Regions from separate parts of the Homo sapiens genome. Here region 1 is linked to region 2. The links are chromatin loops, found by intact Hi-C in ENCODE. Cell type or tissue: PC-3. All regions are shown on one strand. Each heading gives the region's core, and the rest is flanking DNA. Links, peaks and the distances in the headings are about the cores only. Region 1 overlaps LINC02326 (long intergenic non-protein coding RNA 2326). Region 2 has its middle 390 kb from the start of PRKD1.

The links. Hi-C counts contacts between places; a loop is a spot of excess contacts. Peaks named below come from ENCODE experiments on the same cell type or tissue, not always from the same donor. Only the 100,000 strongest peaks of a DNase experiment are listed, where the experiment ranks them.
Region 1: it touches region 2 in a loop (11-fold over the local background); 11 of 110 quality-filtered maps call a loop at or near these places.

What each region holds. Positions count from the first base shown.
Region 1 is chr14:29,009,042-29,024,987 of GRCh38, forward strand. All of the region lies in intron 2 of LINC02326 (long intergenic non-protein coding RNA 2326), which reads right to left. LOC107984685 (a long non-coding RNA gene) reads left to right here. Exons shown (of 11, transcript XR_007064101.1): 4 at 9,912-10,046; 5 at 12,239-12,311. Among named protein-coding and RNA genes, the nearest start is that of LINC02326, 48 kb to the right of the region's middle. In PC-3, for the core only: CTCF peaks have their summits at 7,442 (motif pointing right) and 7,660; no DNase peak of the experiment used is centred there.
Region 2 is chr14:29,529,312-29,545,257 of GRCh38, forward strand. No RefSeq gene overlaps it. Among named protein-coding and RNA genes, the nearest start is that of PRKD1, 390 kb to the right of the region's middle. In PC-3, for the core only: a CTCF peak has its summit at 7,759 (motif pointing left); no DNase peak of the experiment used is centred there; H3K27me3 peaks cover 2,102 bases.

The DNA of each region.
Region 1 (15,946 bases), core at 4,023-12,022, 520 kb before region 2:
CCAGTTACTAAGGTAAATGAGTTAATAGTAAGTTGGGACAATTTTTACAATATGAATTAGAGAATGCAGGCTCTGTTAAAACAATAAAAGAGTGAGACAGGAAGAATGGCAAATTGTGAGAAAAGAATATTTAGTCTTCTAAAACAAACTCAGAAATTGAAGTGATATATGGTGATAGACAGCATAGTGGTAATTAGTTCAGTGCTATGAGGTACTTGAAAGTCTAGACTTTAGAAGGTGGAAGCTATCCGTGAACTAAGAAATAGGATGCCAGTGGTACAGGTGGAGACATCTTTCTGAGATCAGAGTTACAGGAAAAACAGGAAATGAGGTGGCAATTAAGTAATTGCTGCTGTCAAGACTATATTTTTTTTCAAGAAGACAGTCTAGGGCAAGGTCAAAGGTAAAGGTAAGGTTGAAAAATATAGGAATAAGATTTTTTTCCCTAGAAAAGTACATCTGAAAAAACCTCCATAGAGTTTATACAGGGGCAGCAATGCATACTTTGGAAACATACAAATTCTCAAACCTCACACTAGTAAATAATATGTTTTAGAATCACTTGTGAATACCTGCAATGGCCCCAGAATAGTACTAAGAAAACACCTTTTTCATCATGCTTTGGTACAAAGTATGCCAAATAATAAAATACAGTCCTTGAAATTATTAAATATGTGCTTACACAGTGGACTATTCAAAGCCATTACAGGCTGGTAAACAAGTAATAAATGATCAAAAGTCCATAACTACACATTTATGTAATTCACAGCTGTCACCTTCAATGGATTAAATAATGTGACTTCTCAACCATGGTCTTTTAACCAATATTTATAACAGCTTAAATAGATTTTTGAAAATCTAATTTTGAATAAATATTAATCTTTTGCAAAAGGTGCTAAAATTAATATTTAGCCACTGTTTGTAAAAGCATTTCAGTATTGAATACTGTTGTTGCAAAATATTCTTTTATTGCATATAAAATATTCTATTTAATGATTAAATTAATCATAAAATAAAATTTTAAAAATGCAGGAAGATCATCACTTTTAATGTGTTCATTAATATTCAGTTGGGATTTATTTAAAACAAAATTGTTTCTTCAGACATTGTAAACTTTATTCACTACCTGGCAGTAGGTGTAAAATAAGAATTTACTTGTCAAGAGGGAAAAGAACATTAGAGTGGGTATCTATCTTTAAGAATTTAAGAGGATGCATTTCCAGTCAAATTTTCAAGGGTGATTAAAGCATTTAAATCTTAGAGTATTTTTAACTATATTTAAGAAGTTTATTTTATCATTTCATTCTTAGAATTTGTGAATAAGTCTCATTACTCACATTTCATGACAGAGAGTCAAAAGATCAAGCTGCCTTCTTATAATTTAAAAAGTCTCCATTATTCCTCCAGTAGACAGTTGAACATTTTTTAATGCTCTCTCTGGGGGTAAAACAATTTTATTCATTGCGTTATCTCATCTGAAACTCTGTGTGGTAAAAGGTGGTACGAAAAGGATAAAATGTTGTGAGTCATTTTCAATGACCTCTTAACCATGCTGCCATTTTGCTTTGCTACCATTTCAGCTGCAATACTTGGTTATTGTTCTAGATTTTGGTTTTGCAGTACATAGCTCATGCCTTGAATGAACATAATAAAATGTAGAAAGCAATAAAGCATATCTGCCTGAACTACCTTTATCAGAGTAGTCCCTCTCTTTTTACTATAACTTTGCTATTTGGACTTTGCTATTTTAATCCTATATATAAAAACATAGGAAATGTTGTTTATTAAGTTAGAAAATGTTTTTAATTTCTAATAATTAGAACCCTTACCAATGGCAATATCATACAGCAAAAAACTTTGTTTCTATTTTAGGGAGGAAGTTAAGGCTATTCAGAATTATGTCAAGCACACATCCATTCTTTGAACAACTCCTTCCTTTCTCCTACTCTCTCAGATTCTTTCTCTAGTGGTTCCTTTCCCTCAGTTTAAAAATATTTTTCCTTCACTAAACTTTTCTCTTGCTCTAAAACTATTTCCTTTCATTCTTCTGACAAATTTTGTCCACTTTCTCTCTTCCTCTCAAAGACACTTACTGAGCAATTGGTTTCATACCAACTGTCTATGTTCCCATGTTCATTCTTCCATCCACTGCAACCTAGCTTCTGCTCCCATTTCTCTGCAGAGACTATTCTTGCTGAGCTCATTAGTGATTCAACCCAATGAACAGTTTAGTCCTTATCTTACCAGTCATTCCTGCAGTGAATATTAATGACTATGTTGTCTCTTGCAGATTTTCTGTTCTTTTATCTTTCATGGCATGATACTCACTTCTTCTTGTCCCCATTTTTCTTTCTTCTTCTGTCTCTCACACAATTTGACCCTTATGTAACCGCTATTTATCATTATATTGCTTTCTGTGAGATTTCATCCATTGTCATGATTTCAAGCATATCTAAACTATGTGTACCTGATTCCCAAGTCTCTACTTCAAGCTCAGACTTTCTTCCACAATTAGACTATATATTACCTTGGACAAATGTTCTACAAGAGCCTGAAACTCAACAAGTCCAAAATGAAACACTATCTTTACCCTAAATGGGCTCATGTTTTATATTCTCTGCCTGATTTGGCAAGATCAATTTCTATTTCACCACTATCACTAAAAGACTAATTCTTAACCTCTTTTAGTCTCTTTTCCTCTCTACACTCAATACCTCTAAGTACTCTTTTCATCAGTTTTAGATGCATATTTCTGCATGTTTTAACAACTCTGAAATCAGGATGTATCATAACAAGCCACAATCAAAGTATTGTTCCAGTTTGATTAGCAGATATTTTATTACCTATTTGTAACACAAAAAGACATATTGTGTCCTATGGTCCACTCCATGTGCCTTACATTAGGTGAAATCTAGTACTTCACATATATATCTCAATATCTCCACTTCATGTCTACTCCTCTAATTCAACAGTCCTTACATTGAAAATTATAGAACACTGATGAAATAAATTAAAGCACACAGAAATAAATAGAAAGATACCCCATGTTCAGGAATTGCAAGAATTAATATTGTAAAAATATCTATACCACCCAAAGTGATCTACAGATTAAATGCAATTCCTACCAAAATTCTCATGGTATTTTTCACAAAAGTAGAAAAATAATCCTAAAATCTTTATGGAAGCACAAAGCAACCTCAGATAGGCCAGACCAATTCTGAGCAAGATTCACAAAGCAGGAGCCATCACATTTCCTGATTTCAAAATGTATTACAGAGCTAAATAACCAAAACAGTGTGGCACTGGCATTAAAACAGACATCTAAAACAATGGAACAGAATATAGAGCCCAGAAATAAACCCACGCATATAGGGTCAACTGATTATTGACAGGGGTGCTAGGAATACACAATGGGGATAGAACAGTCTTCAATAAAAGGTGTTGGGAAAACTGGAAATCCATATGCAAAAGAATGAAATTGGACTCTTTTCTTACACCATACAAAATGTCAACTAAACATGGAGTGATAAACACTTAAAATGTAAGAGCTGAAACGGTAGAACTCCTAAAAGAAAACACAGGGGGAAAACACCTGGATTTTAAGTTTAGCAGATTACATCAAACTTTAAAGTTTCTCTACAGTAAAGAAAATAATCAATGAAATTAAAAGGCAACCTTGGAATGAGAGAAAATGTTTGCAATCTGAATATTGGATAAAGGGCTAATATTCAAAATATATAAGGAGCTCCAACAATGCAATAGCAAAAATAAGCAAACACACAAGAACCAAATAACCAGATAAGAAAATGGTAAAAGGACATGAATAGATATGCAAAGGACCAACAGATATATGGAAAGGTGCTCAATGTCACTAATCATCAGGGAAATGCAAATAAAAACCACAATGAGATATCACCTCACACCTGTTAGGATGGCTTTAATTAAAAAAAAATAGATGCTGGTGAGGATGTGGAAAAAGGGAACCCTTGGACACTGTTGGTGAGAATGTAAATTGGCATAGCCTCTATGGAAAACAGTAAGACTCATGCAGTTTCCTTGCATGTGGTTGGCCTTCTCTCTCAAACTTCCGTAATCACTCATTCCCCACTTCTTACCTACCTGCCTTGATGAGGTGATCTCTAAACTAGGACCTGTAGGATGTTAATTAGATTAAGAGAATAGCAAAGAATATTTTATACAATCTGACATGTGCAAAAATCCTGTGGCAGGAAGGATTGTAAAAAATGACCAGTGTAAGGTTGAAGTAGAAAGACAATGGGTATAAGCAGAGACTGGAAAGTAATATTGGCACCATAGAATGCAAAGCTTCATGGATCATATTATGGAGTTTTCCCCTTAACCTTAGGGCAATAGAAAACCACAGAAAAGTTTTAAATGTTGGGCACAGGAGGTTATATGGTGAGATATGCATTTTTTAAAAGTCCTTCTGTCTCAATTGGAGGGAAACTAGACTGAACACAGAAGATCAATTATGTTTCTTGCACAAATTAGGGGAAACAACATGGTGTATAGGAAGAACACAGAACCTAGAGTTGAGCAGACTTGAGATCAATCCAGATCCCAGCATTTCTATAACATTGTGAGGATATGTAAGAACATATAAAAAGCTTAACAAACATTAGTTCTCTTTCACCTCTCCCAAATTGGATTCTCCCCAACAAGGTGAGCAAATAACTATATGTTATGCAGAAAGCACATTCACTTTCAAATTTAAAACTTCACCCCAAGGCTTACATTTTTATATCTCAACATATTGTTTTTAATAGCTATAGTATTTCTTATCTTTATACTTTTTGCTTAACATAAAAAGTAAATTCCAGGCCTAAAACTTAATAAGTAGGTAGAGGTAAGCAGAGAAGATTACAATTTGGGCCAACCAGCATAAACTCTAACCCCTTAAACAATGCCTCCTTTTATGTACTGCACTTCATATGGGTATCAGAGTAGAACTGTGTAATGACAGCCCTAATAGCTACCAGTCGTAAAGAAACAACAGAGGAACAAATGTTGAGACTTGAAAGTTGGAAGGATCAATAGCTAGATAGCATTTGTTATATGAGAGCTGAAATTAGATCTTCAAAGAAATACTGCCGAAAGCAAAATTAATTAGGTAATTTAGTATACCTCCAAAATAACTTACTTTAAGATTTGAGTCCCAACATACACTATATATTTCTGTCACTACTAATCTCGTTTAAAGGATTTATCCAATCCAAACTTTGTTTATCTTCTGGCCATTTTATAGTTTAGGATACCCTCTCTAGTATAACTTTTATTAAATATCCTCTTTTTTGAGGATGTGTGTGTTTCAACTTCTCTGTGTAAGTTTCTTAAAGTCAGATAATATTTATCTTTTATCCCTAGCCTCTAGAAAATCATGTCGAACGTGGTGAATACTTACAGATATCAGTTGGCCAGGTAAACATGTCAATTAATTTGGAGAGTCTCTGTTTAAATACCATTCAAGTATTACCTCTTCTGAAAGTCCTTTACTATCTACTTTTATCTTTCTCTTTTTTTCTCCATGGTGTGTATTGTTTTCTGCATTTCTATTCATTGTGCACTTATCTGTTGCCTGTTTCCCTGACCAGAACATGTACTGCATGAGGGCAGGCACTTCGTATTCCTCTCATCTATATCCCCAGGGACTCACACAGAATAGATGCTCAAATATATTTGGTAAATGAATGAAATACAGATTTAGTGTTTTCTCAGTGTTAACTTTTCATATTTGTCAGTACTTGAAAATATGACAGCATTATTCTAGGAAATTGATATTATCTCATTATGATATATTAGGGCTCTCTAGAGAAAAAAAATATATAGTTTTTGTTATTTTTTCTTCAACTTTTAAGTTCAGAGGTACAGGTATAGGACATGCAGGTTTGTTACATATGTAAACAAGTGCCATGGTGGTTTGCTGCACAGACCAACCCATCACCTAGGTATTAAGCCCAGCAACCATTAGCTATTCTTCTTGATGCTCTCCCTCTCTCCACCCGACCCCCGCCTACAGGACCCAGTGTGTGTTGTTCCCTGCCATGTGTCCATGTGGTCTCATTATTCAGCTCCCACTTGTAAGTGAGAACATACCGTGTTTGGTTTTCTGTTCCTGCATTACTTTGCTGACCATAATCGCTTCCAGCTTCATCCATATCCCTACAAAGGACATAATAATCCATGGTGTATATGTGCTACCTTTTCTTTATCCAGTGTATCATTGATGGATATTTAAGTTGATTTCATGTCCGTGCTATTGTGAATTGTGCTGCAATGAAAATACACGTGCATGTATCTTTATAGCAGAATGATTCCTCTGGGTATGTACCCAGTAATGAATGACATTGCTGAGTCAATTTTTTCTGCCTCTAGGTCTTTGAGAAATCACCACACTGTCTTCCACAATGGTTGAACTAATTTACACTCCCACGAATGATGTAAAAGTGTTCTTTTTTCTCAGCAACTTCACCAGCATCTATAGTTTTTTGAATTTTTAATAATAGCTATTCTGACTGACATGAGATGGTATCTCATTGTGGTTTTGATTTGCATTTCTCTAATGATCAGTGATATTAAACTGTTTTTCATATGTTTATTGGCTGCATGTATGTCTTCTTTTGAGAAGTGTATGTTCATGTCCTCTGCTTGCTTTTTAATGGGGTTGTTTTTTTCTTGTAAATTTGTTTAAGTTCCTTATAGACTCTGGATATTAGACCTTTGTCAGATGGATAGATTGTGAAAATTTTCTTCCATTCTGTAGGTTGTCTGTTCACTCTGATGATAGTTTCTTTTGCTGTGGAAACAGTGTGTGTGTGTGTGTGTGTGTGTGTGTGTATATATATATATATATACACACACACACAGAGATGTATATATATATACATCTCTGTGTATATATATGTATGAATGTATATATATCACACATATACACACACAGTCTGTTGGTTCCCCCTTTCTCTCTCTTGAGGTAGATATACGGAAAGATTTAGATATATATCTCTATCTGTCCATCTAGAGACATTTATTTTAAGGAAATTATTTATGCATTTATGAGACCTGGAAAGTCTGAAATGTTCCGGACAGGCCCACACGCTGCTATTCTTGCAATTCCTTCTTCTTCCAAGGATCTCAGTCTTTTGTCTTAAAGCCTTCAACTGATTGGATGAGGCTCACCCACATTATGGGAGGTAATCTGCTTTACTCAAAATCAACTGATTTAAATACTAATCACATCTCATACCTTCAAAGAAACATCTAGCCTGGCATTTGGCCAAACAACTGAGCACTATAGCCTACCTAAGTTGACACATAAAATTAACCATCACATGGGAGAAGAAACCTAATATCTAAGTCTTCTTTCTATCCCCTGGATTGCCAACAGGGAGCCTAAAAACTGCTTGCACAGCTGCCGCCAGCAGAGGGCACCCTGAGGCACAGGTTTTGAGGGTCTTAAGTCTGTGCTCTACCTACTCTGCGTGGTCTGCAGCCCAACAGCACCTACACCACCTGGGACCTTGTTAGCGGTGCAGAATCTCAGGCCCCATCCCAGATCTAGTGAATTAGAAACTGCATGTTAACAAGGTCGCCACGGCATTACTATGCACGTTAAGCAACTGCAATGTTCTTCCCAGGAAATTCCAGACAAAGAAATCTATCTTAATATTCCACTCTCCATTTTGCATTATGGGCCACCACATAGGATAGAAAAGATACTTGTGCTGGTTGGCCTGTCTGCCTTTATTTAGGGAGAACACTTGGGCTCAATGAAAATCAGACGCATGAGAAGTAGGCATAGCCTTCACTTCAAGATAAGCCTTCAAGGAAGAAGCAGCCGGGTAGAAGGCCGACTGTGTTGCCTGTTGAAAGACAGGTTCTTGATATGAGTGCAACAGTTTCTAGCCACTGTGGCCTTGAAAAGTGTTTTTCCTTTGGATGTAGCTTCCTTATGTATATATTGGGACATTTGGATTAGCTCATAATCTTTAAACTGACTTCAAGCCCTGATATTCTGCTATTAGATGAAATAATATGCAGAAAAAAAAAACCTGTGAAAATGTGTGGTAAAAGGTAAGGTAATGATGAAGAGGACAACTGAATTTAGCTGCTGGGTGTTCTCATGGAAGAGGTAGCTTTTAACATATGGTATTATAGAATCACTGGTGTGCTTTGTTGCACAAGAAGAATTTCAAAGTCCCACAAAATGTCTACACATAAGATTTAACAAATTCTGAAATTTTATCTTTGAATTAAGAAAAAGTCAGTTTTTTAAACATATGCATACACTGATGAAGAGGCTTTTTTGAGAGACAATTTTTGCCTGGGTATAGATGGAGAGAGTATGCACACAGTTTGAATGAGATGGAAGAAGAATGAGAGTTTTTGGAGGAAATAAAATGGCTGAAAAATTAGATTTATATATATATATATACACATATATGTGTATATATATGTATATGTGTATATACGTGTATATACGTATATACGTGTATATATACGTGTATGTGTATATATGTATATGTGTATATATACGTATATGTATATATACATGTATATGTATATGTCTGTATATATGTATGTATGTCTACATACATATGTGTGTATATATGTATATACATATGTGTGTATATATACATATATACATATATACATGTGTGTATATATACATATATACATGTGTGTATATATACATATATACGTGTGTGTATATATACATATATACGTGTGTGTATATATACATATATACGTGTGTGTATATATACATATATACGTGTGTGTATATACATGTGTGTATATATACATGTGTGTATATATACATGTGTGTATATATACGTATATACATGTGTGTATATATACGTATATACGTGTGTATATATACGTATATACGTGTGTATATATACGTATATACATGTGTGTATATATACCTATATACATGTGTGTATATATACGTATATACGTACATGTGTGTATATATACGTATATACGTACATGTGTGTATATATACGTATATACGTACATGTGTGTATATATACGTATATACGTACATGTGTGTATATATACGTATATACGTACATGTGTGTATATATACGTATATACGTACATGTGTGTATATATACGTATATACGTACATGTGTGTATATACGTATATACGTATATGTATATACACTACATACATATATACATATATGTATATATGTATACATGTATGTATATATGTATATATACATATATGTATACACATGTATACACACAATGTGCACACATGCATACACATATATGTGTACATACACATGTATACACACGTATACACACATGTATACACACATATGTATACACACATATACGTATATGTATATATGTATACACACATGTATACAGATATGTATACATACATATATACGTATGTGTGTGTATATATATACATGTATATGTGTGTATGTATATGTGTGTATGTATATACATGTATATGTGTGTGTATATATATGAAAGAAGGTGCCAATCCAGGGTTTTGGGTTGAGTGCTTTGGGATACGCCACAATATAGGAATATGAGGTATGATGAGCAAGTGCTGGTCTCTAGAGTCTCAGAATTAACTGAAACCTAATTATTATATGATCTTAGGCCTGACTGTGATTGGAAACACTAGGATCTTCGATCGAGTTATTCTATGTAAATTTAACAAAATAAAGCTTCTAAGAAGGAACTGCACTAAAGATTTGATGGGTCATGAGATGAGGTGGTATAATTAATACATTCACCCAGGTGCATTGACTTCAGTGTGGGATTTCTTTCCTTCATCAACCACATTTATTCAATTAGCAAATCCCTTTTCTTCAAAATTGACCTTAATTCTCTCCTTAATTCTCTCTCTCTCTATGTTCCTCTATGTACAGGGCTACCTTAATGAGCAGCCAGGATGCCATCATCTCCGACCTGAATGACAATAACCTCCAAACCAGCCTTTGTATACTCCTTCCTGCTGCTCTGCAGTCCACTTCCACAGACCAGCCAACTGAATCTCCTTATAGGTAAAGCCCTGTCACACCTCTCCATTTTAAAATTTCCTATCAGACTTAGAATTCTAACTAAATTTGTTTCTGTGGCCAATCCTGTCTCTAATATCAGATTTCAATTTCCTGATCATTCAACATTTTATCAGACACATCGACCTCTGCCATTTGTCAAATACTAGATTCTTCTCTGCCCAAGAGTGTCTTCTTATGTAGGTATCTGCCCAAAACATCCTTTGCTGTTCTCCGTATGGTGGGCTACTTCTCACCTTCTAGGAAATATTGTGCTTTAAGCCATCAAATAATCTATTATTAGAAAGGATTTGAACTCACCATCCAACATGTCTTGAGTAAAAGGATAGACAACTATTTAATTCCAAATTTCCTTAGGCATATTCTGTTATTTATTTGGTTATCTTTGAAGTATAAGTCCAATATTTTCCTTTCTATGCACTCATTTCACTCATGAAAACTATAAATCAACAATGTTTTTGCGCTGTGTATTCATATGTACTGAGACTGCCATTTTCTCAAAGTACTCAGTGTATAAAAGCCAGGAATGCATACAAACTATTTAACAAGGAAAGAGGCTATTATGATTTTCAATCAACTGGCTGGATCCTTTGTTCTCTAAACACCTTTAAGTGACTTTTCTAAGAAAATTTTCCCACCCAAATTAGGGTAAGAGCTATGAATGTATAAAACAGGGAATGGGCATGGCAGAAGGAACCAGATTTACGTTGGTTTCACAGAAAGCCTTTCTGAGTGACATTTAAGCTTAGACCTAAAGTTTGAGAGGGAGTCAGCTAAGAAATAAGAAAAGGGAAGAGCATTTCAGACAGAGAAGAGCATGCCTAAAGATATTGAGGGAAGGAGTCTGGTATTTCCTAGGAGCTGAATGAGGAGGTGTGGGTGAAAAGCAGCAAACATAAGGGGTGGAGGAGACAGGGCTAGTAGATGAGAATAGGCAGGAGATAGATCTTTCAGTACTTGAGAGGACATGTTAGGAGACTTGGAGTTTATTTTAGCTGCCCTGGTTAGCCACTGGAAGTGTTAGGCAGGGAGTGACACGATCCTATTTGCTTTATAAGAATCTCACTATATTTACCCATATTCTACACAGATAAAAATATGTAAATTGATTTGCTCTGATCTTTCATCATGATTTACATGTTAAAGATTTCTGTGTTAGATATCAATTACTTCTGAAAACTAAAATTTCTTCTTTAATATTTAGTGAAGATCTTTGAGTGAAAGCAATACATGTAAACAGCTAGGGAAAATAAGGAAGAAAGTTACATTGTCACACTCAACATTTTAGACAAAACCATCTATGCTATCATTGTAGCACCTAAACAAGTCTAGACAGTTTCTATGTATTTCCAGATTTCTGTTTTTTGTTAATGTTTTAATATAATCATTTTCCTGTATTTAATAATTCTTCTTTTAACTAACACACTGCACAGCAATTTATTATATGGTTAGGTTATACATTACTGGGCAGTTAGGTTGTTTCTTTTTAAATTCTTTTGATTAAAAACATTTGGTGAGTAGTTTATTTATATATAGATATTTGACTATATTTCTAATTATTTTATTGGCTTAGATTCTCAGAAGTGGAATTATTGGGTTAAATACCACAGATGCTTTTAAAGACTTTGTTACGCTTGTGTTTGGGCATGCTTGTCATCCTATCCCAATACATGCACTGAACATTACATCTATTTCAAACCTTTAAAATTAGAAAGGTAGCTTTTGGCGTCTTCTAGAGGTTTTTTTATTGTTGTTTTAATTTTTATTTCTTCATTACCTTTGGTTTAAAAATTTTGTTTGTTAGTGATTTATACTACTTCTTTTCTAAATTATTCATGTCCTTTGAATATTCCTGTAAGGGGACTTATTAACATTTTGTTTGTTGATTTGTAAGTTCGTTATAAATATTTTCAGGTTCTTCTTTGGCTTGTTAATTTTGCTTGTAGGTTTTTGTGATTTGCAGATATATATTTTATATTTGAATGGAATCAGATCTAGAATTCTCCTTTATGAACATTGCTGTAAAGTCTAGAAAGTTTTTCTCCATCAAAATATTCAATGAGTTTTCATATCTATTTTCTTAGTTTTTTTGAACTATACAATTTAGACATAATCTTAGAATAATGTGTGATGTGATGATCAAAAATAAACATCTCAAGCAATTTTTTATTCAACAGATTCATAATGGCCATCAGCACAAAGATGTTTTATCTGCAGTCAACCAGTCATGTTTCATGATGGCATCAAAATGTGAGTACATTTTGTCTATGGGTTCCTGGAAATATGGTACTCTGGTGACCCCATAAAGAGCCAGTGTTTATTCTATAGGTTAGCACATATTCCCTTGGCAAAGACATCCACACAGAAGTGAGGTAGCAAGATCTCAAAGTGCAAAAGATAATGAAAGAACAAGACTTGTAGAACACAGCCTTGGATAATACTTAACAGGAGTGGATCAAAATATGAGGTCAATAAAAGATATTTAAAAAAGATTAGCAAGGAGAATGAAAATCAAGAGAATATGTTGTCATTATACAAAGGGAGAAATAAGAGCATGTAATCAACAGAGCCAAGTTAATGGTCATGGATGGTGCGCTTATCATATGATTAAAGAAAACAGCATCTGCCTTCATGGTGAAATATGCTTAAAAAGTGATTACATTTTTATTTTAAAAGGTTATATTTCATGTCTTCTTAAATAAAATCTTCTTATATAAAATATTTAACCTGGCTTTCAATATTGGGAAGAATTAGTGTGGGCGGAAGGAAGTTAAGTGGTGTTCTAAGGGAAAGATGGTGTATCCAAATGTGTACGTATACCCAGAATAGAGAATAGAATGAACACAGAACTAAACATGTTCTGTCTGTGGACTATAATTTTAATTTCAAACCCCCTTGAAAGGTCCATGAAAGAGAGACGTGCAGTGCGGACTTCAAATATATGACATGTGAACATTTATACATAAATATGTATTCATTTATTAGGACAATAAAGAATTTTATTTCTTTCTTTTTTCATAAATTATACTTTAAGTTCTGGGATACATGTGCAGAATGTGCAGGTTTGTTACATAGGTACACATGTGCCATGGTGGTTTGCTGCACCCATCAACCAGTCATCTATATCAGGTATTTCTCCTAATGCCATCCCTCCCCTTGCCCTTGACGCCCCCTGACAGGCCTTAGTGTGTGATGTTCCCCTCCCTGTGCCCATGTATTCACATTGTTCAACTCCCACTTATGAGTCAGAGCATGCGCTGTTCAGTTTTCTGTTCCTGTGTTAGTTTGCTGAGAATGATGGTTTCCAGTTTCATCCATATCCCTGCAAAGGACATGAACTCATTCTTTTATTTTTATGGCTGCATAGTATTCCATGGTGTATATGTGGCACATTTGCTTTATCCAGTCTGTCATTCATGGGCATTTGGGTTGGTTCCAAGTCTTTGCTATTGTAAATAGTGTTGCAGTAAATGTACATGTGCATGTGTCTTTATAGTAGAATAATTTATAATCCTCTGGGTATATACTCAGTAACGGGATTGCTGGGTCAAATGGTATTTCTGGTTCTAGATCCTCGAGGAATCACCACACTGTCTTCCTCAATGGATGAACTAATTTACACTCCCATCAACAGTGTAAAAGCGTTCCTGTTTCTCCACATATTCTCCAGCATCTGTTGTTTCGTGACTTTTTTTTTTTGCTTAATCTTTGTAATTTTTCAATTTGAAATTTCTTTTTTTATTATTATACTTTAAGTTCTAGGGTATATGTGCACAATGTGCAGGTTTGTTACATATGTATACATGTACCATGTTGGTGTGCTGCACCCATTAACTCGTCATTTACATAAGGTATATCTTCTAATGCTATCACTCCCCCCTCCCCCCACCCCACAACAGGCCCTGGTGTGTGATGCTTCCCATCCTGTGTACAAGTGTTCTCATTGTTCATTTCCCACCTACAAGTGAGAACATGCAGTGTTTGGTTTTCTGTCCTTGCGATAGTTTGCTCAGAAGGATGGTTTCCAGCTTCATCCATGTCCCTACAAAGGACATGAACTCATCCTTTTTAATGGCTGCATAGTATTCCATGGTGTATATGTGCCACATTTTCTTAATCCAGTCTATCATTGATGGAAATTTGGGTTGGTTCCAAGTCTTTGCTATTGTGAACATTGCCACAATAAATATATGTGTGCATGTGTCTTTATAGCAGCGTGATTTATAGTCCTTTGGGTATATACCCAGTATTGGGATGGCTGGGTCAAATGGTATTTCTAGTTCTAGATCCTTGAGGAATTTCCACACTGTCTTCCACAATGGTTGAACTAGTGTAAAAGTGTTCCTATTTCTCCACATCCTCTCCAGCACCTGTTGTTTCCTGACTTTAATAATCGCCATTCTAACTGGTGCAAGATGGTATCTCATTGTGGTTTTGATTTGCATTTCTCTGATGGCCAGTGATAATGAGCATTTTTTCATGTGTCTGTTGTCTGCATAAATGTCTTCTTTTGAGGAGTGTCTGTTCATATCCTTTTCCCACTTTTTGATGGTGTTGTTTGTTTTTTTCTTGTAAATTTGTTTGAGTTCATTGTAGATTCTGGATATTAGCCCTTTGTAGATTGCAAAAATTTTCTCCCATTCTGTAGGTTGCCTGTTCACTCTGATGATAGTTTCTTTTGCTGTGCAGAAGCTCTTTAGTTTAATTAGATCCCATTTGTCAATTTTGGCTTTTGTTGCCATTGCTTTTTGTGTTTTAGACATGAAGTCCTTGCCCATGCCTGTGTCCTGAATGGTATTGCCCAGGTTTTCTTCTAGGGTTTTTATTGTTTTAGGTCTAATATTTAAGTCTTTAATCCATCTTGAATTAATTTTAGTATAAGGTGTAAGGGAGGGATCCAGTTTCAGCTTTCTACATATGGCTAGCCAGTTTTCCCAGCACCATTCATTAAATAGGGAACCCTTTCCCCATTCCTTGTTTTTTGTCAGTTTCCTGACTTTTTAATGATCACCATTCTAAATGGCATGAGATGGTATCTCATTGTGGTTTTGATTTGCATTTCTCTAATGACCAGTGATGATGAGCTTTTTTTCATATGTTTGTTGGCTGCATAAATGTTTTCTTTTGAAAAGTATCTGTTTATAAACTTTGGCCATTTTTTGAGGGAGTCGTTTTTTTTTTCTTGTAAATTTGTTTATGTTCCTTGTAGATTCTTGATATTAGCCGTTTGTCAGATGTATACATTGCACAAGTTTTTTTCCCATTCTGTAAGTTGCCTGTTCACTCTGATGATAGATTCTTTTGCTATGCAGAAGCTCTTTAGTTGAATTACATCCCATTTGTCAATTTTGGCTTTTGTTGCAATTGCTATTGGTGTTTAGGTCATGAAATCTTTGGCCATGCCTATGTCCTGAATGGTATTGCCTAGGTTTTCACCTAGGGTTTTTATAGTTTTAGGTCTTAGGTTTAAATCTTTAATCCATCTTGAGTTAATTTTTGTATAAAGTGTAAGGAAGGGGTCCAGTTTCAGTTCTCTGCATATGGCTAGACAATTTTCCCAACATAATTTATTAAACAGGGAATCCTTCCCCCATTGTGTGGGAATCCATTCCCACACGAGCAACGTGTGGGAATCCATTCCCACACAAGCAATGTGTGGTGTTATTTCTGAGGCCTCTGTTCTGTTCCAATGGTGTATATATCTGTTTTGTTACGAGTACCATGCTGTTTTGGTTACTGTAGCCTTGTAGTATAGTTTGAAGTCAGGTAGCGTGATGCCTCCAGCTTTGTTCCTTTTAAGTAGGATTGTCTTGACAATATGGGCTCTGTTGTGGTTCCATATGAAATTTAAAGTAGTTTTTTCTAATTCTGTGAAGAAAGCCAAT
Region 2 (15,946 bases), core at 4,257-12,256:
ATAATAAATATAAATATAAATATTGAAGTGCAAGTAATTTTTACCCTGCTTCTAAGAGTGATTGGCACCCTGATTTTGATAACTCTTCTTAAAAATAATATTTCATTGCCTTTTTGCTCACAGTATGTTTCAAACAGCTGTATTTTCACCATTCTGTTTCAATACAGAGAAGCAGTTGAAATACAAAACTAATTTTCTTATCTTCCTAAAAGAGGAAATCCGTAAGGTAAACACAAAACGAACATGGGAAGGAAACCCTTTATTTTCTGAAGGCTAAGGCCTACCACGCCAATAGCAGAAGTGGAGCCGCCAAGAGGTCATGATTGGTAGTGAAGGGAAGAGAGGAATTGTATTTAATCCCTATTTCACCGCGTGTGGTTTAAATCATATTTAGCCATCTCATAATGATCACAGTGATTTAAATTGATCATCCAATTTTTTTTATTTTTTAAGCTCCTTCTCATTCAGAATTCAGCCGTATTTGAGGAAAGAACATGTCAATATCATGTCTTAAAAGACACATTTTAAAAGTTAAACCTATATGTATGACCTAGAAATTATACTTACATATAGATAACAAAACTTCACATTCATGAATTCCATAAACTGAAGTAGCTTTTATCATCTTCATTTTATTTATTTATTTATTTTTTGAGACTGAGTCTCACTGTGTCGCCCAGGCTAGAGTACAGTGGCACGATCTCGGCTCACTGCAACCTCTGCATCCCGGGTTCAAGAAATTCTCTGCCTCAGCCTCCCGAGTAGCTGGAATTACAGGCACTTGTCACCACGCTCGGCTAATTTTTGTATTTTTTTAGTAGAGACAGGGTTTCACCATCTTGGCCAGGCTCGTCTTGAACACCTGACCTCGTGATCCTACCGCCTTGGCCTCCCAAAGTGCTGGGATTACAGGCGTGAGCCACTGCGCCCAGCCTATATTTTTATATTTTTATAGCATTCACTTATAATTAAATAATTGAGTGCTATAATAGTGAAATATAAGGTTCTGGAAAAGTTGACCTATGTTTCAGGGTTATTGGAAAGTAATTGCCAGAAATAAAGCAGATGTATTAATCCTCTGATAGCCAAAAACCTGAGGAGATAACAAAGTGAATTGGTGATTCTTTCCAAATACTTTAATGTCCACACTAGTTCAAGTCACTGAATGAAAAATTTTCCTTCTAAAAGTCTAGCCATTTATAATACTATGCTCTTTCTATGAACATGTTCGTAGGTGTATCTTTCAGAGCTGCAGATCACAATGAATGACAAGAATAACTTTTAAAAGAATGTCAGGAATATATTAATAATACAAATATTATTTGACTCAACCATAAAAGCATAAACAAACTTTCTAATCATTATTATCCTGCATAAGTAATACAATAATATATGTATCATTCTAAAAACTTATTTTCTCTTTGAGGGAGCTCAAAATTTAGCTGAATTGTGAGGATTATTCAATGTGAGCATATTTGTGACTTAGCTCATTTTTTGTGAATACCTGAAGACACAGAACCAGGAATCAATAATGCGTAGAAAGGTATCCAGGTAACATTCCCAGAGGTATCATCAGCCTGATCTTCTAGGAGTTGAACCCCAGCGTTTAAAATTTTGGAACTTACTTATTTTCCTTTCACAAAGACAAAATTATTAATTCTGTTCACAGAAAGTTATTTCTCTTTTCCTTCCGCCATAAAACATCACAGTATGTTTATTTCATAAATCATTCTCTTTCTCCCCTTGCCTCAAACTTTGCCATTATCTCTAAGACCCCTTTGGAAACTAACTTAATAACTATTATTGATTTGGGTCCAGTGCAAACTATTCACTTAAGGGTGTTTCTACACTTTCTGAGCAGCAAGCAGCCAGATAACCATGGCCCATTCTGCAGATTTAATTTGAGTATCAACAGATCCAGATTTGGTAAGCATTTTTTTTTTCTTTTCTTACCAGACTCCAAGAGAGCCACAGGAAATAACTGGCACTGGCTGCTTGGCATATCCCTTTCCTCCATTTTGGTAATTTCTCTATAACCCTAAGAAAGGTATGTGAAAAGTCATTGCCTCTCAGTGTGTGTTTCAACACCACTGAATCAGGAACATCTCTGCATACAGGTGTTAAAAGAAGCTTCCACCTCATGACTAGCATAAAACTTAAACCAATGGTTGTTATTCAGCTGAAGACAGTATCAGTGTAAAGTGCCACCGATCTGGTCACTGTCTCTGGGAGGCTGCCAGAGCTTCTGCATTGGCTTCAGGGTGTCGTCTGTGAAGGAAGCCAATTAAGATCACAAGATAGTGGCGGGTAATAATAAACTTCTAATGATGTTCCTGACTGAAAAGAGGTAATTAAAATGTGTATATGGATGACCCCAGCTTCTGTCAGTTCAGTGTAGCTGTTATGCTGACAATGTCCATGTTTTGTTTAGGAAGAGGAGTTAGTGTTGTCTAAAAACAATGAAATAAGCAATTTAATAATATAGAAAGAATTGCTTTGGAAAGGCACACTAGTATCAATTTTGTCGCATCCCTGATAGGATTTAGCTGACTGCTGTCTCTTGACTCGTCGATATTTTTTTGTTTTGGTCCCTGGCTGTAACTTCTCCTTCCTCCATCTCCATTCTCCTGTTCCCCAACTCTACACTCCCACCCTCAATCCCCAACCCCAAAATGGGCTTTTTGGTTGTTACATTTCAGTAGGAGTCATTCTTATCTTCTGCAGGTGCTTCTTGAAATCAAAGACTTGTTTTGAAAAGAAAGGCAATTAATTAGATAGCAAAGGAAGCCAGTCCTCTTATCACCCGATCTGGTCATGGACATAGTGCTTCACACTTTTTCCATTCCCTAACCCCACAGCTCAAAGCTTTCCTGTACACCTGCTCTACTCAGCTCATCAATTTTCTGTGAGCCAGTTAAGTTCCTTTAAGCCTATCCACTGAGAGGTGGTGATAGTTCTCCAAGAAAAAGATCGAAAAAGAGAAACAGAATGCTCCTCCAGGCCTTTATCTTGATCACACTGTTTGTTTTCACATTGATGTCTGTAATGAAACAAAGAGGATTTAATCGTGTTAAACAAAAGCCTGTTGGTACCCAGAGGAAACTCATTTAACTCTACTTCAAGTCTTGGAGTTTCAGGTTTCTTGTCTTCCTCTCTGTCGATCCACCAGGCTGAGTTTCTTACCTGGGGCTTAAAATTGTGAGGTGTGAAACTCTTCTTTTGTTTTGACAGGTGCTCTTTGCTAAACATCAGCCTAGCCTTGATGGTGATAATACACAGAAGGGGGAAAATAACTTCAGAGAAGCTAATGACTGTACTTACTCAACTTTTACCTTTAATAGGTTTTGTTAGCTTCTCTCTTTGGAGTTCTTTAGTATAAAGTGGAAAAACAAATTGGGCTGATGGGAAGTGAGTGTGAAAAGATAGTGGTAGTTAAGAAGACCCTGGAACCACCTGCATTGTGGAACTCCAAGAAGGAAAGAAAGGTGAATGGGTTTGAGCTGCTCCTTCATCAAGGAGTTAGTTGGCAGGGCCTGCCATCATTAAGTCTTTGTTTTTTTAATGGTTTAATAGATTTAGGGGGTACAAGTGCAGTTACACGGATATGGGACATGGTGAGGTCAGGGCTTTTAGTGTAACCATCACCTGAATTGTGCACATTGTACCTATTAAGTAATTGTTCATCCACCTTCCCGTTATCCTTCCTTGTCTCCAGTATCTATCATTCCATTCTCTATGACAATGTGTATGCATTATTTAACTCCGACTTATAAGTGAGAACATACAGTATTTGACATTCTGTTTCTGGATTATTTCACATAAGATAATGGCCTCCAGGTCAATCCATGTTGCTTCAAAATACATGATTTCATTCTTTTTATGGCTGAGTAGTATTCCATGAGCATTATTATGTCTTTCTAGAGGAAGAACAGACTCTCAAGTGGCACTCATAACTTTACATTCGACCAAGGAGTCTTCAGGCATGATTCTAATGTTAGAATGCCAGACTAGTCATCAAGAGAGTGGGAGACTCCAAACTAATAGAACTTCTCTCTTATCCCCAGAAAGGGGTCTCTTTGGATAGAGAGAGAAGTCTCGAGGCCCCTCTCATTGGCTTGAAACCATCGTGATGTGTTCCTTTGCTGACTGCTCTTCTGCAGTGTTTCCAAAACAGCCTTCCTGCATCTATTGAAAGCACTGGTGTCCTTTATTCAATCTCTACCTGCTGTTACCTTTCTCTCTGTGCCTCCTAACCTTGACCTCATTCTGGTGAGGAGTGGGAAATCCTTTCTACAGACACTGACAATCAGTTATGCTGACCACGCACTGTGAAATAAAGACAGCTGACCCAAATTTTCAGGCGGTGTCAAATTGTGGTAGTTTTGAGCTTTGTCATCAGCCCAAAAAGTTCCATTGTGCCAAAATTAAGGAAAGAAAATTACCTTCTCTTTTTGCTTTATAAAAGCCCAATCTTTCTTCATCTTTGTTCAGACAGTGGTAATAGGAGTAGGGTATCGACTTCTCCCAGAAAAAAAAACTTAGTGCTTACAAAAATTTCCCGTGTAATTATTAGAGAGTTTGTATGGATCAGTGGTTGAAGGTGGGCCTAGAACACCTGAGTGATTTGGAGTAAATCTTGTTTGTGCTGCAGAGTTCTCAGGTTTAAAATGTATGTGCAAGAGCAACAAGATCATAGGATTCTTATACACAATTAATTAAAGTAGAAAGTGTAGAAGTCTCCTTAAGTCGTATGCTGTGCTCAATACATGTTAACCATCATTGTTTGCAAACTTCATAGTCAAGGCTGGCTGTTAATGCACTGAGCTTCATTGCCTTCATCGCCTTCATCATGTATTTCATCTACAAAGCACTGGTTTTACTTGTTTCCCAAAGGTTTGGGGAAGTAGCTTCTCTTTTCATTGGGTTTCCCAAAGGGTTTTGCCTCCAGTAGCCATTCCATCTTCTCAGCAAGAAAATCACTCTGATTTCTCCCATACACACTCTTATCTCTAAAATAACCGATTGGGCTATTTATTCTTTCTCTTTTCTCATTCAAGATCATAAAGAAGATGAAATTATATATTTGATTTCAGCCGTTTCTGGAAGATCAGAAGATTTCATCCTAGAACAGACCTAGAAGGCAGAGAAAACGAACAGGAAGCTGCAGTTCCCTTTTGCATCGTTATGGTCTTCACAATTTGGCACATCTCATGCCTGCGCTGGGAATCAGCGTCCTCAATCTTCCTTGTCTTTCTTCTTTCTCTGTAGCTAGTATACCACGAAAGTAGATTGCTCGTGAATGTTGCGTTTTGCTGCTGCCTCATATCTGGAGTTTCCGTCTTAGAGCGAAGGCTCATCTTTGATTCTGGGTCGTTTTTGTTGTTGTTGTTGTTGTTGTTTTGTTCGTTTGTTTGTTTGAGACAGAGTCTCACACTGTCGCCTGGGCTAGAGTGCAGTGGCGCGATCTCAGCTCACTGCAAGCTCCGCCTCCCGGCTTCAAGCGATTCTCCTGCCTCAGTCTCCAAGTAGCTGGGACTACAGGTGCTACAGATGTGTGCCACCACTCCCAGCTATTTTTTTTTTTTTTTTTTTTGTATTTTTAGTAGAGACGGGTTTTCACCGTGTTAGCCAGGATGGTCTCGATCTCCTGACCTCGTGATCCGCCCGCCTCGGCCTCTCAAAGTGCTGGGATTACAGGCGTGAGCCACTGCGCCTGGCCGACCCTGGGTAGTTTTTATACCAAAGCTTAGTTCGTTTCTTACAGTTTCCTGAAAGTTAATTATAACTGGCATCTTTTTAGAAGGTAACAACTATTTGTTAGAAGAGTGAAGTAGATGAGAAGGCTTAATTTTAAAAAGGGCTAATAACTTCGGTCATTACTCCTCAGCTATAAGAAAATAACAGAAAATAATAGGAAAACTGGCCGGGCGCGGTGGCTCATGTCCATAACCCCAGCACTTTGGGAGGCCTAGGTGGGCGGATCACCTGATGTCAGTTCAACACCAGCCTAGCCAACATGGCGAAACCCCGTCTCTACTAAAAGTCCAAACAGAAAAAAGAAAAAAAGAAAAAATTAGCCAGGTATGGTAGTGGGCGCCTGTAGTCCCAGCTACTCGGGAGGCTGAGGCAGGAGAATGGCGTGAACCCGGGAGGTGGAGGTTGCAGTGAGGGGAGATCGCGCCACTGCACTCCAGCCTGGCGACAGAGCGAGACTCTGTTTCAAAACAAATAATAATAATAATAATAATAATAATAATAATAATAATAATAGGAAAACTGCAAATCTGGCTAGCTGATTTCCTTCCTTCCTTCCTTCCTTCCTCACTCCCTTCCTTCCGTCCTCTCTTTCTTTTTCTTTCTTTTCTCTTCCTTCCTTCTTTCCTTCTCTTTCTCTTTCTTTCTTTTTATTTATTTCCATTTCTTTCTGAAACAGAGTCTCACTCTGTCACCAAGGCTGAAGTGCAATGGCGCAATCTTGGCTCCCTGCAACCTCTGCCTCCTGGGTTCAAGCGATTCTCCTGCCTCAGCCTCCCGAATAGCTGGGATTACAGGCGCCTGCCACCACGCCCAGCTAATTTTTGTATTTTTAGTAGAGACGGGGTTTCACCATGTTAGCCAAGCTGGTCTCAAACTCCTGACATAAAGTGATCCACCGCCTCGGCCTCCCAAAGTGCTGGGATTACAGGCATGAGCCACCACGCCCTGTCAAATCTGGCTGAATTCTTAAATCGAATGTAGTCATGTGTCACCTAACGACAGGGATGTTCTGAGAAGTGCGTCACTGGGTGATTTCATCCTTGTGGGAACATCATAGCTTGTACTCACCCGAATCTAGATGGTGTAGCCTAGGACACATCTAGGCTATATGAAATAGCCTATGTTACCGTACTGAATACAGTAAGAAATTGTAATGTAATGGTATTTTTTATCTAAACATACCTAAAAATAGAAAAGGTACAGTAAAAATATGATATTATAATCTTATGGGACCATTGTAGTATATGTGGTCAGTAGTTGACCAAGATGTCATTCATTAGATGGCACATAACTGTGCCAGGAATTAAGAAAGAGGAGACAAAAAGAAGAAGAAAGAAAAAGTGGTAACCCTGACTCTCGCCAAAACAGGATCACACTCATCCCTTGTAGACCCACTTTTTCATGATCTCGACATAATATCCTATATTTGCTTTAAAAATAACAATAATCACAAGAATAGTGGGGAGCGGGAGAAGAGAAGAGTGTGAAATTCAAACACCCATTATCTATTTTGAACAATTCAAATTGAATAGGCCTGAAATTGAAATGGGTATTGTGGCAGTAGTCTTAATGCAAACTTAATGTTTAAGTCCTTCTCAAACTGTTTTTAAAAAATCTCCAGCATTATTTCATCTCTGACAGCTGAAGCATTCAGAAAGACTATTTGTTTCTCTAACATCCTTTTATTGGGGGGTGGTGCTGGAAAATATATGGATCAGCCCATTTTATTCCTTTAAATGTAGTCTTGTTGTTTTTTATAATGGGATTTTAATGCAGATTTATAGGGGATTTTCTTGCAACAGTGATTCAAGCTAACTTGGTATTCACAAAATGAAGACTAATACAGAAAATTCTTTTTCTACTCTTTCTTCCCAAAATAAAAATTATTTGATTTGAAAACAGGAAGTTTTGACTTTGGTTTTTCTCTTTCCTACCCTGTCTGGACACAGTGAACTTGACTGGTATTTGAGGGTACAGAGGGCTGTAAAAAGTTCACATATGGCACACAAATTATTTTGTTAGGGTGCCATCTGCTGGTATCAAACAACCAGAGCATATTTTTTCTTAAAAATTAATTATTTTTTCTATTTAAACTAGACTTAGAAATTTGACTCAAATAACTTTTTGTCCTTTCTCATTTAGAATTATAGTATAGACTATTTTCAAATGGTTGTCTGATGCATAATTCTTAAACACTCCAATATGGTAATAAAATAAGGTATAACTTTATTCTTAATTTAGGAAAATGGAGGCACAAGGCATTGCTTTGACTTACTGGTTCCTGACCTGTTTGGATTCAAGTTTCTTTTCTTTTTTTTTTTTTTTTTTTAGTTTCTATGTCTCCTTTGACATTAAAAATTTTTTTTGTCAAATTTTCCCTACAGAAAAGCAATTTAATTGTTGTGTTTGTGATTACATTGGTTTCAACATGCTTTATTCATCCATTTGCTAAACTTGGTCTCTATGCCATAGCATAAGGTGCATGCACAATTTGTTGCTTTTTTATAAAGCTAGCTTATCAGCATAGCCTTTATCATTTGTGTTCTATATTAATGTTGATCCCTGGTCTTTTCCCCACCTGCCTCTATAAGTGGTAAGGAAAAGCAACTGTTCCCCTTTTTAAAAAAAACCTTTACCACCTACTAGTTATATGTCCTTGAGCAAGTCATTTACTTCCCTGTGGCTAAGTTTTCCTTATCTGTAAGTTGCAGATAATAGCAATCACCCCAGAGTATTAAGGAGTTATTCTGAGTGTTAAAGGAAATCACAGGTATAAAGTTTTAGAATAGTGTCATAACATAATAAACACACAATAATTGTTAACTGTTTTGTCACAGTTGTTATTTAAGCATGTCAAAGAATATTAATGAGAGAATCATAACTTTACAGTAACTCCTGGGATTCTTAGCCTCTTTAGACTGAGAGATACAAAATGAACGTGTGTGTGTGTGTGTGTTTATATTTTGCAGTAGAAGAGCACACTATTATTTTCCTTACCTTCCCTCTGTCCCATTCTATGAGTGCTTAATTGACATGAAATCTCAACTTCCTAAAATTTTGTATAAACCCTTCCATAATCTGACTGTGTACTTCTTGTCCTTTATTTCTCCATATTCTCTTTTTCAAATACTGTGTTTCAGCCATAATGAACTTCCCAATTGCCTGAGTGAATCATGCTTTCACTCTTCAGGCCATTGTACATGCTTTTATTTCTTCTGCCTGAAACACCTCTCCTCTCTACCTGGCTGCTGTGTCACCTGTCACTAGCTGATACCTTCTTTATCTCTCAGCTTCCATGTTAAGAAGTCTTCAGCCAGGCACAGTGGCTCACGCCTGTAATCCCAGCATGTTGGGAGGCCGAGGTGGGCAGATTACCTGAGGTCAGGAGTTCGAGACCAACCTGGCCAACGTGGTGAAACCCCGTCTGTACTAAAAATACAAAAATTAGCTGCAGGTGGCAGCAGCCTTTAATCTCAGCTACTCAGGAGGCTGAGACACCAGAATCCCTTGAACCTGGGAGGCGGAGGTTGCGGTGAGCCAAGATTGCACCATTGTACTCCAGCCTGGGCAACAAGAGCGAGACTCCTTCTCAGAAAAAAAAAAAAAGGAGGTCTTAACATATGGATAAGATAATCCCTTTCATGGGCTCCAGTAATATTCAGTACTCCATCTACTCCAGATTGGAAGGGGTAGGGTCTAGCTAATGGATCATTATACTCCTAGCTTCTAGATCATTATCTACTTAACAATTATAATGTAATAAAAATGTAAATGCATAATAATTAATTCAATAGATACAGGCTGAGTACAAACTTTCTGCTAGGTACTTTTCTAAGCCCTGAGCAAAACAGACAGAAATTCCTGACTCTATTGAGTTTAATTCACTCTATGTTTTTGCCTCAGTTTTTCTGTTTCTGTTCAAGGCCACAGAAGGAAAACCGACATGAGAGAGTGCAGCACCCTGGGGCTCACAAGGAGGGGAGCTGTTACTTTCCCTGCCTCTAGAGTCAAAGGGAAGAAGTAGCAAGGTGTTTGTCTGGGGAAGACCATTTAGTGGAAGCCCTGGCCCTCATTAAGGGGATTCAGTCTGCATGCAGTGTCCTCTAAGAGCGGGGACCCAGGAAATCAACTCAGACATCTCTTGCTTCTCCCTCCTTCCTTTTCCTGCTGTTTCCCTTAATGGGTTGAAGCCAACTGAAGCCAGAGGGCAGGAAGCCCAGGTAAAGTAGTCTACATAGCTCAGCCTCCTGCAGCCCAATATAGGGGTCAGGATCAGCAGAGTGGATCTGGAAGGACAAATGGAAAATATTCAGCACCAATTTTGATAAGAACTCTTAAGTTGTTTTCTTTTAGTTTCTGAATTATTTTGTAAATGAAGAGTATTTGTAGGGCCAGGTGCGGTGGCTCACGCCTGTAATCCCAGCACTTTGGGAGGCCGAGTCGGGCAGATCAGGAGATCGAGACCATCCTGGTAACACAGTGAAACCCCTCTCTACTAAAAATACAAAAAATTAGCCAGGTGTGGTGTCAGGCGTCTGTAGTGCCAGCTACTAGGGAGGCTGAGGCAGTAGAATGGCGTAAACCCAGGAGGTGGAGCTTGAACTGAGGCGAGATCATGCCACTGCACTCCAGCCTGGGCAATAGAGCAAGACTCCGTCTCAAAAATAAATAAATAAATAAAGTATTTGTTCAAATAATTGGCGTTGTGTGTGTGTGTGCTGCACCTGTGGGAAATTAGGGCTTATTTTTATAAACCCACCCCTTTTAAACAAATATTAATGTTCTGTATATTTGAAGGCTTTTTTTGGTCAAATGAGAGATTTAGGCAATCTAATATGAATGAAGAAATTTGTTCTAGATTGTGCCTTTGAGGCTCATTTCAGAACTTTTAAAGGAAAAAAAAAAAGATTTGAAATTCTGTGATTGTGGAAGAACTATTGGTGATGCCAATCGTTTCCATCATTTCTGAGGCCCTCCTGGAACTGCTGCAGATGCAGTCATGGGTCTGTGCTGTAGCTCATGGCCCGAGGAGTAGGCCAGGGGAAAGTAACATAGAAACAGAAAAAGGTTACTGAGGTCCCAGGGCTACCTTTGAAGAGATCAAGATGTCTTTTTAATGGTGGAGGTTCAATCTGAGTGTGTCTGAAATCCAAAAGCACAAAAATCAAGGACCTCGCATTAACCTCTGCATCATACCACCCATTTTTCTGTCATGGGCTGTATCATTTTCCGTGAAAATCTTATTAGAATTTTGCTTGACAAGGCTACTATAACATAAGATTTATGCTTTCACAGGAAGTACTATTTTCAGTCATTTATAACTCAGGTGGATACACTTGCTGTTAGGTAAACTTATTTTGAGAACGATTTAGTTCCTTCTTTCTGTAACCCCACCTTTACACTTCCCTGTCCCTAGTTTAAATGTTAATTAGTTTTTCTAATAGTTTGATACTTAACACCAATCATGTTCCACATTGTGGGGGTACCAGCTTAGATGACGTCTTTCCTTCTAGGGGTTAAAATACAAACATATTGAGAACAAATATGATATCTTATAAATTTGGTACTGTACATTTTTCTTAGAATTGTCTTGTTCATTTTTGAAATTAGATTCTCACAATATTCATTGTTGTGAGATTCTGACTCCTTTTAAAAATAAGAAAACAATGAATGTAAATGAGTTCCCAGAACAAATCAATGTATACATTGAGGATCTATGGCATGCACCCACTATCTGACAAATAAACAATGCTCATATGAATGGCCATATCTCTGATAGTTCTGACCTACTGTACCTTTGTTTTTTGAAGCTTTTAGGTTAAAATCTACTTGAGGGCCAAATCCTCACTCTCTAACTTTTTGTCTTTTCTCATTTAGAATCATAGTATAGACTATTTTCAAACGCCAGCACAGTGCCAGCAAATTGCGTGTAGAAAGTCAATAAATACATATAGGACAGATTTTTTTGCAGGGCTATTTAAGGATAACCAGGTCTCCAGAACTATTTTGAAATACTCTGTGATTCTAGCCTTAGCACACTACAATATTATGTTTTCAACTGCTAACAATGTACAAAGATGTAGGTCAATGGAGTATATTGAATGTTTTAGGAAACTTGGCCAGGGTTAGAACTCTCCATTTGATTAGATTTCTGGAAAGAGGATTCAAGTATGTTTAGCTCAATTGCACAAAAGAACATGTTTGCATTTCATATTTTAGCTAAAATTTTACCAAGAAATCAGACACTTTGTTCATCTTTAACAAATAACCTTTTTAAAGGTGACCCTGTGCAAGAGAGTTTGGTCTCTTCACAAACAAAATAATCTCCTGATAAAGAATTCAGGGTTGATAATGAATTCCTTTATACATGTAATTAATGAATAAGAAATCTAATATTCTGTAATAAATGAATAAGAATAATGATAGTGGTAGGGGGTGGGTGGAGGATGGAGGAGAGAGTGCTGACACATGAAATACTGACACCAAAAGCAGACACTACCAACTCTAGGCAACCCACAGCTTGATGAATTTATCCAATGGCAGAGATTTCCAAACCAAAGCAGAACCTTCCAGGGTTTGCCAGACTGTGAACCTCCACTGCTGGACTCAAACTTGTCCAGGCTGGAAATTGTCTTGTTATTGCTTCTCTAAGAATCCCCAGAGAACATGGGCTCTCTATAAATTTATCTTTTTCTTTTTCTTTTTCTTTTTTTTTTCCCTAGACAGAGTCTTTCTGTGTTGCACAGGCTGAAGTGCAATGGTGTGATCTCTGCTCACTGCAACTTCTGCCTCCCTGTTTCAAGTAATTCTCCCTGCCTCAGCCTCCAGAGTAGCTGGAATTGCAGGCACCCACCACCACGCCTGGCTAATTTTTGTATTTTTTAGTAGAGATAAGGTTTCACCATGTTGGCCAGGCTGTTCTTGAACTCCAGACCTCAAGTGATCCACCTGCCTCAGCCTCCCAAAGTGCTGGGATTACAGGCGTGAGACACTGTGCCTGGCCCTAAACTCATCTTTTATACAACAAAAAGAAAAGAATAAACACACCCTTTGGTCTTATCTTGGCTATAGCAAAACATACCAAGCAGAATTAAACTTTTGTTTATCTTCATACCCTCTGCAGAGAGTATATGACCTTTGTTACACATAACAGGTTTTCTCAAAACACCTCGAAAATGAATGCATGTATCTAGGCCTGTGTGTGTGTGTGTGTGTGTGTGTGTGTGTGTGTGTGTGTGTTTACAAAGATGAGAAATCCAGTTAAACTAGTTCAGGAAAAAATGCTTATTATAATAATATAATAAGCTCATCAAAATGGAGTACAACTAAGTCATATGCAACCTGAAACTAGGACAGAAACCTCTTCATTAATTGAAGCAGCTACTTGTCCATCTGTTTTGGCTTTTCATATTTGTTTATCTTTCCCCAACTCTCTTTCCTTCCCTTGCTACCTCCTTTCTCTATAATTCTCTCTCTCTCTTCTATATTCACCTATTGCTTAAGTTAAATGCTACGCTTCCTGAATATATATTGTCGTTTCCCACAGTTTGCAAATGTTTTGTCACTGATTTATGCCAAACCTCCTAAAGTATATCCCTAATTCTAATACTGTTGTAGCAGGACACAATTTTTTCCAGGTCCCAGAAACCTTCATTTTTCTATTAAAAAAAAATAGCTTTATTTCCAGACCCTGACTCATATTAATCCTTTATGGTGAAAGGTAATGACTCCAGCCCACCTCTGGGTTTATACTATACACACAAACAGAACAAGGGAGTCTCATACATTCCTAAATTATAATACCAAGGCAAGAACACAGTATCTGGAACTGGAAATTTGTAACCTTCAAGCTCAGTCTTCTACCCTACTTTTTTAGACCACTAAAAGTTGAAATATTTTCACTATCAAGGAATAAAACCATGCCAGGTCAAATAGGCACTGTTCTCCCAGCTCACCTCTGCTTCTCTACCACCTAGTGATTGCAGACTGCAAAGGGGATAAAAATTACTACTCTAGATTAACAATAATAATAATAATAAATCCTTCTTTAAATAGATATATAATCAGCTTTGAAGATTTTTCAAATATCGATCAAGTTCCCAAGTAAAGGGTCCTGCCTCATGGAGTGTTCAGAGAAAAATAATTGTGGATATTTTCAGTCATCTCTCAAAGGCTCTCAATTCTAACCAAGGCTCTTCCATCTCAAGTAACACAGACGCCAATCAAGGTAACATAAAAGAAAAAAAAATGATCATGGCACAGTGTTAATAAAGAAAAGATAATAAAATTGGAGAAGAACTCTCAAGAATCTTGTTTGAGATTAGCCTCATGGAGGAAGGAGACCAATCTGAAGCTACTCTCTCCTCTTTGAATGCACACAGGCTCTCTCATCTCTAAGTATCTTTCTCTCTTTCTATCCTGACTGTTCTGCTTCCCTCTGAGCCTATGCATCAATTGCACTGGGGATGACAGTGCAAAGATGAATAGGACAATGTCCCTGTCCTGTGAGCTTAGAGACCATCAGGGATAGGATGATAGATATACAAGGACAACTCAGCACCAGTTGCAATGTTGCAGAAGATACAGTGTTCTGCAGCGATGCAGAAGATAATGTTCTACAATGTTGCAGAAGATACAGGCGGTAGGGAAGACTAAAATGCAGGAATGGTCATCTCCATATGGGCAGAAGGCAATGAACGTTTTAATGGGTTTCAAGGGAGAGAGAATATTTACAGGAAGCCTTCAAGATAGCCAGGTATGGTACAAGGGAACCTAGAGAAATAGGCAAAATCCAGATCATGGATGTCCCCATGTGACATCCTAGGGAAAGCTAAGGGGACTCCACAATCTCATTAGGATCATGGTCATTCCAACAGCAATGTGAGAAATAATTTGTACCTAGGCTTAAATACAGATCATGAATCCTATGGTCCTGAATAGCACTGTCCAGACAGAGACAAGAAAGATGCAAATCCAGGAAACTGGGAGTCAAGGATAAGATGAATATAAAGAGGGGGAAGTAGGTTGCACTTAGTACTGTTAGTGACTGACCACAAAACCGCAGAATTCTAGGTAAGCTTAGCAGGTTGATCTCCTTAGTCCCAATCTTGTGATGGCCTCTCATGACTGACAAGGGTGAGTGCTGTCCAGGTCTTCCCATTTTCAGACCATGAGCCTCTCCTCTATTTTCTGCATCATGTCCAAGTCTCAACAGTCAGAAAAAATTCTGCCTGTACCTCATTCTCAGTTTATCTGCCATTTCTGCACCTCTCTGATCATTTTTACACTCCCTCAAATACCCCCACCCGGCTCTCTTTTACACTGTCTACCCTATGAATGCCTTAGTCCTGAATTCTAGCTACAAAGTTTCTTTCTTCCTTTTTTTTTTTTTTTTTTTTTTTTTGAGACAGAGTCTTGCTCTGTCCCCCAGGCTTGAGTGCATTGGTGTGATCTCTGATCACTGCAAGCTCCACCTCTCAGGTTCAAGTGATTCTCCTGCCTCAGCCTCCTGAGTAGCTGAGACTACAGGCGAATGCCACCAAGCCCGGCTAATTTTTTTTGTATTTTTAGTAGGGACGGCGTTTCACCATGTTGACCAGGCTGGTCTCGATCTCCTGACCTCGTGAGTTTCTTATCTTCAGTTGCTTGATGCCCATAGTTTGCAATAACCATAAGGGAGCATTGTGTGGGGAACCTGTAACTCCAGAATTTAGGTATGGCTCTCTTGATGTGTGGTTGTGTTATATTGAGGAAACCTCACATGTCTTCAGTTTTCATATCTGTACAGCAAGAGGCTTGCATTAGATAATGTTAGGAGAAATTATAGACATAAAAATGTCAAGAATTACCATCCACCTGGAATAGGGACCTGAAAATGCTTATTGAGGAAACATGTGGAAAAGAGGAATTTTGGAAGCAAAAAGACATGAATTTCAAGAGTGGTTCTATCACATTCTATATTTACTTCTTTGAACTTCTGTTTCTTCATTTGTAAGACGAAGCTAACAGCTATATTGCTGGGGTATTTTTGCGAATATGTGAGGTAAAGCACTGAGTAGCTCCCATGTGGTATGCAGCAGACAGATAACAAACAGCATCTATTGCTATTATTACTTGGAGTTAAATTCAATAAAAAAGAACATGTAAGTAAATTCTGATGAGCGAATTTATGACTCTAACAGTGTGTTTT